Regions from separate parts of the Homo sapiens genome. Here region 2 is linked to region 1. The links are chromatin loops, found by intact Hi-C in ENCODE. Cell type or tissue: dorsolateral prefrontal cortex. All regions are shown on one strand. Links, peaks and the distances in the headings refer to the core of each region. The heading gives the core; the rest is flanking DNA.

The links. Hi-C counts contacts between places; a loop is a spot of excess contacts. Peaks named below come from ENCODE experiments on the same cell type or tissue, not always from the same donor. Only the 100,000 strongest peaks of a DNase experiment are listed, where the experiment ranks them.
Region 2: a loop joins it to region 1, with 2.8 times the contacts of the local background. A loop is called at or near these places in 19 of 110 quality-filtered maps.

The regions. Positions count from the first base shown.
Region 1 is chr18:76,981,378-76,986,748 of GRCh38, reverse strand. MBP (myelin basic protein) reads left to right here. Exons shown (of 9, transcript NM_001025101.2): 8 at 1,855-1,974. MBP-AS1 (MBP antisense RNA 1) reads right to left here. Exons shown (of 3, transcript XR_935667.3): 1 at 4,773-5,371; 2 at 4,435-4,571; 3 at 2,597-3,022. Among named protein-coding and RNA genes, the nearest start is that of MBP-AS1, 3.6 kb to the right of the region's middle. RefSeq lists enhancers at 3,118-3,207, 3,007-3,856. In dorsolateral prefrontal cortex, for the core only: CTCF peaks have their summits at 3,071 and 3,270 (motif pointing right); a DNase peak (open chromatin) is centred at 3,288; H3K4me3 peaks cover 773 bases; H3K27ac peaks cover 5,000 bases.
Region 2 is chr18:76,872,719-76,878,089 of GRCh38, reverse strand. It overlaps ZNF236 (zinc finger protein 236), which reads right to left. Exons shown (of 31, transcript NM_001306089.2): 6 at 2,426-2,598; 7 at 1-81. Among named protein-coding and RNA genes, the nearest start is that of ZNF236, 53 kb to the right of the region's middle. In dorsolateral prefrontal cortex, for the core only: CTCF peaks have their summits at 2,332 and 2,531 (motif pointing left); a DNase peak (open chromatin) is centred at 2,509.

The sequences.
Region 1 (5,371 bases), core at 225-5,224:
TTGCAGGGAAGTGGCTTTCTGCCATGTAGAGCCAGGCTGGCAACCTGCCCTCTGCCATCAGGGAGTGAGCATGAACCTGGAAACCTCTAGGACGCAAGAGCGAGGCTGGCTGTCCCCTCGTGTGCAGTGCTTAGACCTTCTTGCCACACATCCCGTCCCTCACCTCACTGGATAGCCCCCGAATCAACTGTTCACACGAAAGCAGCTGCCTGGTTCTGAGTGGCCATGCTCACTCCCAAGCACAGGCTGAATGAAAAGAAAACTGTGCAAGTAGCTTGTATGGTGGGAAGCCCCCAGCAGAGGCTGAGGGTGCAGCCAGGTGCTCTGGAAGCCTTGAGGCCTCTGGTGTCATCTTCCTCACCTCTAAATAAGAGATGGGCTAGGTTGGTCAAGGTCCTCCCTGTCCTAAAACACTTTAATGAAATGGAAGAAAGGCTGCAGGCTGATAGAGGAGGGACAGTCTGGTTTGGTTCCCTCAAGTCTTCAGGAGAGGGCTCAAGGACAGTCTCCCATTTCTTGTTGGCAAAATGTAAAGTGCAGTCTGGACCCTGTCCATTGAGTAGAGACTCAGGAGGCCAACCAAGATCCCTGAAAAGCTAACAGCGTGGTCAGCCTTCCCACAGACAGTGCACCCACCGTGGGAGGACACTTCGCCCCCCATTGTTAACGTCCACCGCGCCCAGACTCCCACAGCGAGCTCCTTCCCTTCCTCCCCATGTTTGCAGTGGAGTTCCCACTCGAGAAGACAGCACAGTAGCAAGTAGAGGCTGGTCCTGGGACACTCGCACCCATGTGTGTCAGGAAGCCCCTGCGGTCACACGGCCCATGAGGAAGCCAGAGGGGCTGCTGGGGCTGATGAGGCCAGGGCAGGGCGGCCTGCTCTTCCATAAATGACAGCTGGCACCAAAGCCCAGAGCTGGCAGCCTCCACCTGAGGAGTGGCATCTCCATGAACGGCTTGTGTTCTCGCACAGCCCCATTGCGTAGATGAGGAAACTGAAGCTCAGAGAGGTTCCTGCCCTTGCCCAAGGCCACACAGCCGGATGAGCTAGAAAGGTGCTAGGGGACTGGGAGGTGGGGGAGCTGAGACGCTGTCCCGCTGCTGCCAGGATGCGGCCGCCCCCCGTGCCAGCCAGGCCTGCCTCCTCCCTCTGTCCGGCTCAGCAGCCCCGGCCTCCTGTTGCTCCCAGTCCGAGCTATGGCCAAGGGAGACTGATTCCTGCTCACCCTGGGAGAGAGCTCAGGATTTTGTCTCAAAACCTTATAAAAGATACGAGGCTCGACATTTTACTAAGGCCGAGGACTCTTGATCTCCCAGACAGATCCTAGAACCACAGGGCACATGTGACCAGAATCCAATCTGTGCAAATCAATCAGCAAAAGGAGCCCCCAGCAAAGGCGCAGGCCGGGGCCTCCGGGGACCGGCACCTACACAGCGCACAGCCCCCCAGGGTCCGAGTCCTCCAAACCCGTGTAGGCAGGAGCCTCCTTACCTTGATTTGCTTGATGTTTGCTAATCTTCTCTTGAACACCCCACAGCGTGAAGGTAAGCAACTGTTCCCTAAACGACTTAGATCCTTAAAATATGTGTGGTTGGGCCGCATATCTCATGAGAGAGCCTCCGCCCAAACCAGAGCCCTCCTCTCTCTGCGGCCAACACCCTGGTAGACCTGGGGGAGCAGCCTCTCCCGCCCCCACCCCCTCAGCGTGGTGCTGGCCCGTGGCTCCTGAACCACTCACCAGTCCAGTCCGGGGCCTGGGCCCTTCCCCGGGGCCCTGGTGGCAGCTCCCAGTGGCTCAAGCAGCGTGCCCAGCACCGCGGGTGGAGGTTGAGCTCCGTGGTCTTCTCTTGCAGGGGGCCGAAGGCCAGAGACCAGGATTTGGCTACGGAGGCAGAGCGTCCGACTATAAATCGGCTCACAAGGGATTCAAGGGAGTCGATGCCCAGGGCACGCTTTCCAAAATTTTTAAGCTGGTAAGGTACCCTCTGCTCAGCTCCACTGAGCGGGGACTAAGGGCTCCCAGAATCCCCAACTAAGCTGAGTACAAGGGTGGCTGCCGCCTCTGGCTCAGCCGCACTGTACCCTGGACGTGCTCTGTCCCAGCAGGCGTGCAGGGGCTCAGGTGGCATTGCCCACCCGCATTTACGCGTGGATTTCCTCCGAGATGCATGTGAAGCCGGAGGTGCTTGAGGAAGGGCTGCGCCTGGGCTGGTTCAGGGGCCCTGGAGCAGGCGACTGACCTTGACTCTGGGGCAGGGCCCAGCTGGAGTCCAACTTGCTCATGCCCAGGGGTTGGGGCCCTCAGGGAGCTAAAGCAGGAGTCAAGCAGACGTGGGTGTCGGGGGGAGATCCCTGGAGCCACGGGAGGGAATGCCCAGGAGACCTCCAGGGAGTGGGGAGTGTCCCGTCGGCTCATGAGGACCTGGAACCAGACCCAGGACGAATGCCAGGCCCGCTGTTTATAAGCTCTGTCTCTGAGACTTGGTTTTCTCATCTGTAAAATGGAGGTAACCCGCCCACTCAGCTCACAAAATCGCTGTGAAAGTAAAAGGTAGTGACAAACACAAAACGCGGCTGGCAGGTGCGCGGCTCGGATTCCTTAGATAAGCAGTCACCTTTATTATTGTTAAACGTCACCCAGAAAACCCTTAACTCTTAGACAGCGGCTCTCATTAAGCAAAAGGGGAGGCACATGAAGCTCCAGGCAGGGCCGGGAGGGAACCGTGAAGCCAAAGGCTCTGGGAGCCCCCAGGCACCTGCGTTTGCATTTTCATCCTGGAGGAGACCAGGCTTCTGGGGCTGCTCCCCGGGGTGCAGAGAGGAGGGGTCTTTCTTGGTGTGTAACATACTCATTGATTCAGTCACCTGACCTTTGACTCCATGTATTTTGTTGAGTCTGGATGTGTGGTGTGCTCTGCCCAGCAGCGGGGATCCACATGAGCACAGACATGGTCCCCCCGCGTCCTTGGTGAGTGCAGAACCTCTGCCGTGAGCCTCGATTCTGGGAGGTTCTGGGAGGTTCTGTGGACAACAGGCAATTCAGGGCACAGCCCCTGCTCTTAAGGATAGCCGGTCTTAGGAGAAGCTTTTAATATGTGAAGTGAGCAGGGAGTAACTGAGCTGCTAAGTAAGCAGCTTTATGTCAGATGAAGTGGTAGGCAGGATCCACTCCTCAACGTAAATTCTGAGTTAAGAAAAAAATTCTCCAAATATTCAAGTCTCAGGGCCATCATGCTGTACATTGCCGCAGTTCTGGGATGTGGCCACAAGAGGGCGGAGATGAGGCTCCCCGGGGAGCAGTGTCTGAACCCAGCACTGCAGTCAGGACGGCCCCGCCCCACCTGGCCAGCACGTCACCTGCCTCTGAATCGCCTGGGATGCACGCCCAGACCCCTATCTGCGCTCCGCCACAGCCTCACTGAGTCAGAATGTCCAAGGGCGAACTAGGTGTTGCTAGTTGTGATGATTTTGCAGACACCGTGCTCACCTGGGAAACACGGATTCATCCCATCTGGAAAACTAATTACTCCACTACCAGCTTAAGGACTGTTAGACACACCGGGAGAGCTGAGTGCTGGCTCAGAGTTGATGGGAGGGCCCAGATGAGTGAGGGGCCCCATTTAGCAAATATTGTCCTTGCAATATATGCAAGGCTTACAACCAGTCACTCAAAGATGCTTGCAAGGCCAGAGCTTACCAAGACCACCCTGAGGAACAGAAAGCTGCATTTAGATCTGCACATTTACTGTGTGCAAATATAACCAGTGTACTATACACATGTGTTTCCTGAAATAAGTTCAGTATTTTCCCTGAACTTTTTTGTAAGAAGCTTTTAAAAATTATTTAATTTCTGTAGAGTTCAAGGGAAGCTTCTATGTATCAAAGCAAATTTCAAATCATATGGTTGTAATTAAATTTTACTGCATAAAAAGTTCATAACTGGCCTACTATGGCCATATGGCTGAATTAGTTGACTTGGAGCACTTCCAATAGATTAATAAATCAGCTCCCCCAGAAATGAGGGGGTCTAGAGGCAGGCAGATGGAGAGGACAGGGACTTCATAGCATTTAACATCATTTTACCATCTTTCCTTCCTGTTCTTTTTGGTGCTGTTGGAAATCAGTAGTGAGAGGAAAACACTCAAATCTGGAAGTCTAGCGCTGTCGGTAGGAACTGGGTAGAAAAAACTATGCATGTCCCCCCATCACTCGGAAACTACATCAGAACATCATAGGAGCATCCTGTTTCCATGTGCATTAGTTTCCACGAACATACATGTGAATGTTTTCCCACCTGTAGTGTTGCTGTGGAGTTGTGAGATGTCAAAGTGGAGGCAAGAGTATCTGCCTTTTGCAGTAGGCTCTGTTCTTTTCCTGTCCTGAGAGAGGAGGTCAGTCTAACCCTCACCTTGTGAGTTCAGCCTTATACTGACCTGAGCCCAGGGTGGATCAGATGCTGAGATCATGTGACTCCAAGTTGCAAGACACGTAATAGAGAGAAGCGTGACTGTTGCATCCATGCAGGCTCTAATCCTGGCTCCTTCGGGCTGGCTGAGCTTTGGCTCCTGAGCTATAAAGAGAGGATGATAGGAACACCTACTCCAGGAGGTGCTGTGAGCACAAAAGAGAAAACGGGGAAAAACGGGTTTCCTGCATGGTCAGTGCTCAACAAATTGTAGTTTCAATGATAAAAAGTAAAACCAATACACCCACCATTTTCAATGTCAAAAGGGGGCATCAAGAAAGTTAAGATTGTACCTCGGTAGGTTACCTTGCCAGAGGCTGCAGGGAACTTACTCCATTTCAGCACAGAAGCACTTTGTTTCATAGGACAGTGGTTCTACCACTTTCCAGGAAGTCCAAAGGCTGATCTCTTGGAAATGCAGCAAAAGGTGAGGTGAGTGCCAACTTCTGGGCTACTCCAGAGGGCAGCTCCAATGCCAGAGATGTTCAAGTTAAGCCAGGATCAAACAGGAAAAACCCACGCTCCCGAGGGAGAGGCTGGCCCTCGAGGGGCAGGGCCCTGCACCTGTCAGTCCCCAGGCCGGCAGGAGGCCTCCACGGTATGTGAGAAAGCTGCCTGTCTTGGGAGGGAAATCTCACTAGATGGTTCCTGAAGCGGCTTCGCAGGCTAGCATTTCATAAACGTTTTCACTTGTGAAAACAAAAATCCCTTGAGTGAGTTGTGTAAGCACAACATAGAGGCTTGTTTATAATGCTACGTATGTACTTGGAAAACCCCCCAAGAAGTCAGAACTGTCACCTTGGTCTGTTAGCTGCGTTACTTGGAAGGATTCTTGGCGTCTGCGCTCTGGTTATTTGTGTTACTGGGCAGTGTGGAAGACGTAGAATTAGATGAGGACAGTGTTG
Region 2 (5,371 bases), core at 201-5,200, 110 kb after region 1:
GCTGATATGCGTGTTTAAGCTGCCTAAACTTTTAAATACACAACTACATTCTGTACAGTTATAGGTAGGACCATTCTTGACCTTAAAGAATAAAAAGGAAAAAAATGATGTTTTACAATTAATTGTTAAATTTAAACATCTAAATTATGGCAAATCATAATTTACCATTCCATTCAAAATGACAGAAATAATCTAACCCTTCAACATTACCTTTTTTCTTTTAAATTAGATAGTTCTAGAATCAATGACCCTACTCTTTAAACAATATTGCCGGTATAAGATGAATTGAAATTTCAGTCTTTTCTATAAAATAGAAATTATTCAAGAGTGAGAAAACACATTTTTCAATTATTGTAATTTAACAAAAACAAACTGTCAGGCATAAGATATTCTCAGTTTTTTAAACAGTTGAATACAATGTTCAATAGCAAAGGCCAGACAGTTATATATAAATACATATTACACCAAATATGCTTTCAGATGGCCAAAACCACAGAGGTTAGGAAAGATGGTCATAATGATATATGAACTTTTCATCAATTTTGATATTCTGTATCAACAACTAATTTTCTTTTTTTCTTTTTTTTTTTTGAGATGCTCTGTTGCCCAGGCTGGAGTGCAACAGCGTGATCTCGGCTCACTGCAACCTCTACCTCCCAGGTCAAGTGATTCTCCTGCCTCAGCCTCCCAAGTAGCTGGGATTACAGGCGCCTGCCATCGTGCCCAGCTAATTTTTGTATTTTAGTAGAGATGGGGTTTTGCCATGTTGGCCAGGCTGGTCTCGAACTCCTGACCTCAGGTGATCCACCCACCTCAGCCTCCCAAAGTGCTGGGATTACAGACGTGAGCCACCACACCTGGCCTAACAACTAATTTTTAAAGCTATGATAAATCCAGAAACCATGGAAACCAGTAAAATGAGTAAGAACAGCTGTGAACAGAGAAAATACCTAAAATATTCTTTCTCTATTACTAAAACCCAGTGTTAGTTACTGTAGAACTATGAAGGCTAGCTTGAAAACCCATTGGCCCCTTCCGAACTTGAGTAAGACTTCCATTCTGTTTCTGGTGCCTCTCTAAGAACCAAATTTAGATTCTTACAAAATTGGATAATATTTATGAACCAATCTTTAGAGGCTCTTTCTGGAACAACCCATTCTAGTGCAGGTCCGAGAGCACTTCTCAGTGGCAACAGGTGAGTCTCTGGGCCCTTTAGCATAGGGGGAGTTTTCTAAACTCAGGAGTACTGACAAGTACCTCACAAGGCTCCTCTAAGGTTCCAGTGAGGCATTTCTGTGTGCTACACAAATAGACGATCCTTCCTATGCAATCATCTTCACCCAGAGGCAACACCACAAGAATGACTTACAACAGCCCAAATTTATTCTTCCGAAATCTAAAGGTAACCTCAGTACCTCACTAACACTGACATGCCTTCCTAATGTCTCTGGGTCTTAGATACTAAAAAGATTAACTCATTGAACATGGAACTGTGAATCTGTTCATAAAACTACGTGAGATGTGCAGGGTTTTTTTCTCATTTTAGATTCTCTTTTTCATTTTAGACATTCTGTTTATCTAAGATCAAAGACAGCTTCTACTTGTTTTTATTAAATTTGGATAGTGAGTATTAACTCTAAGTTCACTTCAGTGTTAGTTAAGGTATTATTCTAAGTAAAAAATTAAGAGATACACATTTGCTCCCAAGAATATGATAGTTTTCATTCTGCAAAATCATTCCATAGGATATACTGATCCATGATAAAAGTATTTGTGTTGTTTAAATATTTCTTTGTATTCTACAATTAGAATATAAATCAATAAGTCACGATGGTTAGTTAGAGCAAAGGTTGACCTGCTTTACAGAAATACTTGCAGGATCTACACATCAGTATGCTCTGTAGACAACAGAAAATTACCACAGGAAATCATCATTTTAGTCGAAAGACTGGACAAGCAGCATGGAAGGAAATGAACAAAGCAGGCCTCTGTCCAAGAGGGAACGGACATGTACCATATGAGCTCTGTAGTATTAGCAGTAAGAAAAACACTTTTTTTTCCCAATTTTATTTCTTATCTTTTAATTTCTTACACTTGCCTGTGTTTCAAGTTTGCTAAAGGGATGAAATACATTATTTAGAATGACAGACTATAACTAACAAAGGTATTAGGATTATTTTCAAATATTTATTCCCCAAAGCCATGCTGTCAGCAAGAAGACAAAAAAGATAGTAGTTTATATTTCTTCCACATGTAATAAACCAAAAAAATTCCCACGTATGTATTTTTTAAAACAGGGTCTGCTCGGCACAAAATCAATCTGCATTTTTTTAAATGGAAAAGAATTTCTCAGGTCCGTTTATTAACCCAAAAGATACCTACTGTCCCCTGTGAAATACCGCTTATGCCCCCAACCCGTGTTTACCTCTGAGTGGACTCGCTGCACGTGCGACTGAAGATTCCCTTTCTGAGAGAAGGCGGCAGGACAGAAGGCACAGGCATGGGGTTTTTCACCTGTGTGCTTGATCATGTGGGTCTGCAGTGCCCCCTTCTGGTTAAAAGCCTTTCCACATTCACTACATTTGAACGGCCTTTCACCTAGAGTGGGAGAAAAATGATCAAAATATAATTCCATATTGTATGGGCATCTTACGGATTGAAAAGAACAACACTGAAGTTACCCAAACCTATCCCTCCAGCCAAAATGTCTCCCCAGAACTCTAGATGCATATATACAAGTGTCTACTTTAAATCTCAAAATTAACATGTCAAAACTGCACTTGACCATCTCGCAAACTGCTCCACCTGTGGGCTTCCCCAGGCAATGCCATCCTTCCAGGGGATCAGGCAATGCCATCCTTCCAGGGGATCAGGCAAAAAACCTTGGAGTCATCCTTATCTTTGGTTTCTCTCACGTCTCACACTCAATAATAACTTCAAAATACACCCAGAGCAGCCCTGCTTCCCGTCCACAACCACCACCCCAGGGTAAGGCACTCCCCTATCACTCAAAGCTCCTGAAACCACCCCCAGCTTGACTCACTGCTTCCACCCTGGCCCCTTCCTAGGCTGCTCTCAAAACAACAGACAAAATGACCCTCTTTAAGTCTGAGCAAGTCACTTGTCTGCTGAAAACCCTCAATGGCTTCCAATCCCCCCTAGAGTAAAATCGAAGTTCTTCTAATACTCAGTAGAGGAGGCGCCAGTGCAGTGCTTCGCACACCAGCTGTTGTCAGCTCCCCTGCCCCTGCTCTCTTGCTCCCTCTACCCACTTCTGCCACCGCCCTCAGACACACCAGGCAGGTTTCTCCACTTCCGGGCCTCTGAAATCCGCCGCCTGGGCGGTTCTTGCCCCAGTATCCCCAAGACTTGCTCTCTCAGATTCTTCAGGCCTTTGCTCAAAATCGTCTTTACACTGAGGACTTTCCGGTCCATTCCATTTAACATTAAAATCTCCTGTGTCCTCCCTGGGAACCCCTAGCCCCCTTCTCTGCTTGATTTTTCTGCAGACTTCTCAGCATTTGACCTTTTACATTTTACTTAATGTCCACCTCCCCTCCCTAGAATGCACGCTCCAAGAAGGCAAGTGCTTGTGCGCTGCGGCTCTTCAGCACCTAGAACAGGGCCCTGTGCACACTAGCATGCAGTACGGATCTGATGAATGAAGGAATGAGCAAAAAGACAAAATCGAGTTAGGTTAGAACCTAACTGCAAGGCTACTTAAATTTCTAGTCTTACTAAATTTTCACTCCCTAAGAAACAGAAAGCAGCTGAGTTCATAATAACATCAGATCCCTGCTTCTCTGAACAGCTTTAGGGTTAAATAAGTGAATGAGATATAACAAGCTTGGGGACAGTACACAAATGGTAAAAATCCCTGCTTTAACTCGGAGGGGGCAAGGGTGTGAAAGAGGAGGACAGACAGTCAGGAGGCACAGTGAGAGTGTGGCCCGGTCACGGCTCTGCCTGCATGGGGACAGGAGAGGAGGACAGGCGGGCAGGAGGCACAGTGAGAGTGTGGCCTGGACATGGGACTGCCTGCGTGGGGACAGGAGAGGAGGACAGGCAGGCAGGAGGCACGGTGAGTGTGGCCCAGTCACAGCACTGCCTGTGTGGCGACAGGAGAGGAGGACAGGCGGGCAGGAGGCACAGTGAGAGTGTGGCCCGGTCACGGCTCTGCCCGCATGGGGACAGGAGAGGACGACAGGGGGGCAGGAGGCACGGTGACAGCGTGGCCCAGTCACAGCACTGCCTACGTGGGGACAGGAGAGGAGGGCAGACAGGAGAGGAGGGCAGGCAGGCAGGAGGCACGGCGAGAGTGTGGCCCAGTCACGACACTGCCTGCGAAGAGATACCCTTCCTGTTCTAGATGACGATGCTGCAATGTACTCAGCCTCCTTTGGACAGGAGCCCTGCTGGGGCATACACAATCCAGGCATGGTCCAGCAGGATTCTGGTCACCCCCCTCACATCATCACACACACTGTGAGGCACAGCTATTGGAAGACCAAGCCCAGAACACGGAATTGCCTGAACAGCAAGCAGGCACTCCCTGCCACCTCCACCCGGGCCCGCCAGCCTCCTGTTTAAACCACACCGGCCTACGTGACTCCTGGGGCTGGGACCTGCTGCTCTCTCCAGGCAGCTCACAAGCCAATTGGAGCAAGTGACACATGCTTCAAGTTCAATGCAGGAGGAGTAGCATCACAGAATCCCAAAATGACACCTAAGTATGTGATTCTACACGCATGTGTCTCTCTAGGAGTGAGAGTATGCTCATGATGTCGGTATATTTATGTACGCGTAAAAAACATCTAATGGGGTAGATATCAAACTGTTAAAGGTAAATGACAACTGAGAAGTGAACACGAGAAGGATTTGCTTTACTTTTTACTTTATCTCTACTTTGGGTAAAGTTTATAACTTTTTAAACTATTTTTTCATTGATTAAAACTTCAAAGACTACACATTAAAGCTGAATACTCTACAGACACAATGTATTAGCACATTTACAAAGGCATTGTTTTCTTTCTCTCTTACTCTAGAAAATAAATAAAAACTGATGCTCTAAAAATATTAACTTTATGCTGACATATAAACATTGAAATCATCTGAATGACTCCACAATACTCTACATAGAAATATTCACTAAAACTCTGAAAAATAAAAAAAAAGCAATGTAACATAATAGAACTGCTTGACAAACAATAGCAGCCAAGCAAAATAGCTGTGAGATTTCTTACTTTATCACTATAAAAGAAAACCAAATCAAGAAATACAGAAGAAAACAAAAGGACAAAGCATGGATCATTTTAATTGCAAACCTCAAATACTAAAAATATTCGTACAATTTTCCTTTTTCCTTCCCTAG